Regions from separate parts of the Homo sapiens genome. Here region 2 is linked to region 1. Evidence: chromatin contacts called from ENCODE Hi-C or POLR2A ChIA-PET data. All regions are on one chromosome and are shown on one strand. The core of a region is the stretch at or near the end of the contact, and the rest is flanking DNA. Distances in the headings are between cores, read along the strand shown.

Region 1 (2,515 bases), core at 12-2,511:
AGGGGGGACAGATAAAGGCAGAGGCATTCAGCTTTCTTTCTGCTTTTCTTGGCTTTCTCCACGAAAGACTTCCCTCAGGACTGACTGTAATTGATTTTTGTTTGTTTCTGGAAAGGGGATGCTCTTTCTACTGCCTTGTATTATGTTCATATTACTACTGAAAAGGAGAAACAGAGACGGAAAATATTCCTTTTGGCACCAGAGCCAATACATAAATACTAATCAGGTGAATGAAAAATATGAATTTAGCCTCCATTACAAGATGCACAATAACTCCCCAGTAGATTATAATGAGGTATAAGGCACTGTAATAGGCCTCACGAAAGACCATATTCAGACCCTTTTGAAAGGGGGTAATTCTTTTTCCTCAAGTGCTTGCTCAAAGAAGCCTTTTGCAAAGCACAGCATTTTAAACCAAGAGACAAGAATGACAAGCAAGATTGGGACACAACTCCTGCCAAACCAGTGCGGTAAAAAGCCAGGCAAGTCCACATCCAATCTGATTCAAGGATTTAATGAAGGTCTGTTGTGTGCAGAGCAGTGTGCGAGGCTAAAGAAGGAGACTCTGATAAGGTACCTGGCCAAAATGGGCTCTTGGTCTTGTTGAAAAAGCCAAACTTCTACGGGTTAAACAATTACAAGATAATATGAATCTAATAAATGCTGCAACATTTTGGATTTCAAATCCCCCTTTTCTTATTTCAGCTGAGGACATTTCTAGGAGGTAGAGAGCAGTATTCAGTTTTTTAGTGAAAATGATATACTTTTAGGAGCTATATTCCCTTGCTTTGGCATTTTGGAATAATATAACTAAGATCTTTGAAATGTATGTCTCATTCTTGTAATAGTTATCATCAATGTCATCACTCTTTGGGGCCGCCCAGATGAAATTAAAATAAGGACTAAGTCAGACTCATAGGCAGATTTCACTACTCTGAATTAACTCTGTAAGTTTTTCCATTTGTGAAATAATGGAAAAATCATCTAGAGACTTCTTCGGCTTCCATTTGAAGGCTTCTTTTTCCTCCCCAAGTCTTTTCCCCTAAGTTCAAAATTGGCTTAGAGATTTCCAGTTTCAGCTTTTCTCTTGTAAAGAGCTTGAAAGTTGTCGCTTATGGCCAAGAAAAAAGTGAAAATAATGAGTGCTCTTGGGCTCCTCAGAGAATTGAGGTTGCAAAGCAAACTGCCACCCAGAAATCTGGAGAGACAGGAAAATCCAGAGTCCTGATTGAGAGATTCGCTCACCTGGAAACCACAAACTGGTAAGAATACTTAGATGGTAGTTCTGATTAATTGCTGGAGGCTGAATGCAGATTAGCTTGACAGTGAGAAACTCCTGGGGATGGGGCGTTTTCAGCTGGGCACCCACACTATGTGAGTTTTACCTACTTCAACCCCACCAGTTTTACCTACTTCAGCTCCTCATGAAGAGCCAAAAAAGGGTCTCCTTGTGGCTCTGGCAAGGAGAAGGAAAGCATCATCATTGTGAAATACACCCAGAGCATTCACCATAATAAAGGCAGACTCTCTAGGGAAAAGACTTTAGGAGTGTCTTATCTCATGGGGTAAGGTTCTCTGACTGTAGCCACTCTAGCCCACCAGTCGTCTCCTGAAGGGAAAAATTTGTCTTGACCAGTCAAAAGAATAAATGTCTTCTTTCTCTCTCCCTCATACACTAGTAGCAGAGAAGTGCAAGTAAAGACAGGTGGGATGGGAGACACAGATCTCACCCTCACACCCCCACCCCACCGAATGCTGGGACCACCAGTCCAGGCTCCTCAGGGATTCAGCTCCAACAAGAGCTGAACATTTAAAACATGTACATGACTAATCTTTAATAGCTGAAATAACATTTTAAGGGCCCAAAGTGACAAAACATTTATGGATTAAGACTGAGGTGTTTTTATGGTTGCTAAGTACCAGAGAGAACACAGTTAATAGTGGTCAGTGGGGGAAGGGGATTATTTCATGTGTATATTTCACTGAGTTGAAATATACTCTCTCTCTGTCTGTCTCTCTCTAGAGAGTTATTTGGTTGGTTTTACATATATTATAACAAATAACTGAGACTATATATTACATATATAAATATATAACAGTTATTTTTTATATTTATTATATAACATATTTATATATAATTCTCTCTATACATATATAGAGATCATGAGATATCTATATATAGAGATATATATAGAGAACTATTATATATATAGAATTATATAGAGAGAACTATTACATATAAAATAAATAATAGATATAATATATAATAGATATAAAAGATTGTATATTATATAAATGTAAAATATCTATAATAGATAGCTATTATATATATATTTTTTAAGTGGCTCATAAATCAGGGGCACTGAAGACTACAGTGTGGTCTCAGGCTGCAGTCTGACTATTTGTATCTGACAGTAAGAAGAGACTGAAGAATACAGAAGACTGCATGGTGAGTCTGTAAAACCGGACGAAGGAAGCGCTTCCAGGAAACAGGCTGCCTGGACCCCCCCTGTCA
Region 2 (2,515 bases), core at 10-2,509, 42 kb before region 1:
ACCTTGGACCCAGAGACAGACAGGCACAGAGGGAAGGCTATGTGAAGAGTCACAGGGAGAATGCTGTGTGAACATGAGGGCAGAGATCCGGATGATGCATCTACAAGCCAAAGGATGCCAAAGATAGCCTGCAAACCACAGGAGGCTAGGAGAGAGGCATGGAACAGATTCTCCTTCACAGCCTTCAAAAGGAACCAACCCAAATATCACCTTCAGCTAGGATTTCTAGCCTCTAGAACTGTAAGACAATATAATTTTGTTGCTTGAGCTACCCAGTTGGTGGTAGTTCATTAGGGCAGCCCTAGCAAACGAATGGTGGCATTTAGTTATATTCTAGAGCAGCTGGACTCTACAACAACTGCAGAGAGAAGTATCTTACTCCCAACTGGAGCAAGGCTGTACCTTTTATGTAGGCAGCTTCAAATCCTTCGTGGGAATAGGTAGGATGTATGATAAACCCAATAGATGCCTATAGAAGGTGGGATTTGAATAACTTAAGAGAGAGATGCCTAGGGAAGATGAGGCATAGTATGTAGAAATGAGGCTGAGTCATTTCTAGAGAACAGTCAGGATTGGGGAGGGAAGACGACAGTCAGAAGGACTGTTCCCAGTCAGGTCACACAGAGATGCTTTTCAAATATCAATACACAGAATCCCCTTCCCAAACTGCTTTCGCTATACACACTGCAAATGAATTCAGGACTTTTAAACAATGCTATGCATGGATTTAATGGACATGCAAACGGTTCTATGTGTATACCTGTTGCTTCATTTAAAGTTGCCTCAAGGCGTATTGTTTCTAGAAAATGCTCTAAAATTTTTTCAGGTGTTCCTGACATCACAGTATACCTGGATAAGAAACAAAAATGCCATTAATTTTTCAAAAGTGGGCAAATCATTAAAAAAACTTTTACTTATCTAAGTTTTTTTTTTTTTTAATTTGAGATCCCAGGGAACCATATACCTTTCATGGTAAGAGAGACCACACACTTTGTCAAAGTCACACAAGAAGACAAAACAAACAAACAGAAAACCCACAAAGTGAAGTCGTTACTACAAACACTGTTCTTTTTTCCCTATATGGAAATAAGGTAAACTTCTTGAAGAGCAGCTTTAGCAGGCTGGGAACTGAGAAACTTCAGTCTTTTTTCCAAAGGAGAATAAAAAGGAACATGTAAAACCCAGGGCAGTTCAGGTCAGGCAGGGGGAGCTGGTGAGGGGAAGTGAGAGTAAGCTAGGTTATCCATATATGGGTTACTCATAGCAAAACTTCTTCCCACACTGGATTCCCCCGCCTATTTCTGGAATGCTCTGTCTTTCCCAACTGTACACTGGTATGTGCTTTGGAAATTCAGCTAATAATAAAACGAGAGAAAGCAAACAAAACCCCATAACACTGATGAGCAAACAAACAAACCCCAGTAGATCATGAATGGGAAATAAATCAGCAGTAGAAAATCCTTATAATTTATTTCAATGCCAGATATAAATTACTGGGGGTTATATTAGACATTATTTCAGAAGATCTTTCCATGGTGTTCTTCAATTAACACAGGAGGATTTATTTTTTAAGTTGCATGTGAACTGTTTCAAAATCATACTCAAGACAGTGACAAAACACTACTATGTGGGAGCTGTAGACAAAATACATTCAGATGATCTGAGTGCTTCTCTTCCAAAACTCAGGCTTTGCTTTTCTGCTTGGAATTTCACTTAAAAATAACAGGCAAGTAGGGGCCAGGCGCAGTGGCTCACGTCTGTAATCCTAGCACTTTGGGAGGCCGAGGCGGGCGGATTGCCTGAGCTCAGAAGTTCGCAACCAGCCTGGGCAACACGGTGAAGCCCCGTCTCTACTAAAATACAAAAAATTAGCTGGGCGTGGTGGCACATGCCTGTAGTCCCAGCTAGTTAGGAGGCTGAGGCAGGAGAATTGCTTGAACCCGGGAGGCGGAGGCTGCAGTGAGCGGAGATCACACCACTGCACTCCTGCCTGGGTGACAGCAAGACTCCATCTCAAAATACAAACACACACACACACACACACACACACACACACACACACACACACAAACAGGCAAGTAAAAACAACAATGAAAATAAAATTGTCTAATGTTCAGAAAGCAGTGAGAATTCAGCTCTGGTTTCCTTGCCTGTTTGAGACTTTTGAGGTGTGTTGAGATCCCAAGAGTAACTCTTAACATATTGTTAAATCTCAGGATCTTAACCCATGGCCTGAGGGAGTGATGTGCAGACATTTTAACATATGTGCATGTGAAAATGGTGAGGGGAGCACCTCTGGTATTGAATGAGGTGGCCAATGCAGTCTATCTGGAAGGCAGCTGTTAGCTAAAACTATAGTGCGCGCACAAGACCAAAAGGAAGCTAAACAGTTAAGTCTTTGAGGAAACCTGGCTTTGGAGCCTAGAGGAGGAGAGAAGGGGAATAGAAAAAAAAAATAGTCTACTTTCATCTCAAAAGTCTGACCCCTTTCTCAAAAGAGATAAGGTAGAAGACA

Evidence for each region. Hi-C counts contacts between places; a loop is a spot of excess contacts on that map. ChIA-PET counts read pairs that join two places held with the same protein, here RNA polymerase II (POLR2A). Pooled maps may share reads with other maps.
Region 2: a map of PC-9 shows a loop between it and region 1 (6-fold over the local background). The contact joins two enhancer-like sites. A Hi-C loop is called at or near these places in 1 of 168 maps with a recorded cell type or tissue (PC-9) and 1 of 50 pooled maps. POLR2A ChIA-PET finds 5 or more read pairs at or near these places in 5 of 52 experiments (AG04450, BJ, OCI-LY7 and 2 more).

What each region holds. Positions count from the first base shown.
Region 1 is chr2:172,952,995-172,955,509 of GRCh38, reverse strand. The region is part of intron 6 of RAPGEF4 (Rap guanine nucleotide exchange factor 4); the gene reads right to left. Among named protein-coding and RNA genes, the nearest start is that of MAP3K20, 120 kb to the left of the region's middle. Within about 2 kb of position 1,261, at least 3 of the 41 ENCODE cell types and tissues checked have a DNase peak (open chromatin) inside an H3K27ac peak, as active enhancers do; they include PC-9, where a contact is called at or near this core.
Region 2 is chr2:172,994,800-172,997,314 of GRCh38, reverse strand. It overlaps RAPGEF4 (Rap guanine nucleotide exchange factor 4), which reads right to left. Exons shown (of 31, transcript NM_007023.4): 16 at 761-849. Among named protein-coding and RNA genes, the nearest start is that of MAP3K20, 80 kb to the left of the region's middle. Within about 2 kb of position 1,259, at least 6 of the 41 ENCODE cell types and tissues checked have a DNase peak (open chromatin) inside an H3K27ac peak, as active enhancers do; they include PC-9, where a contact is called at or near this core.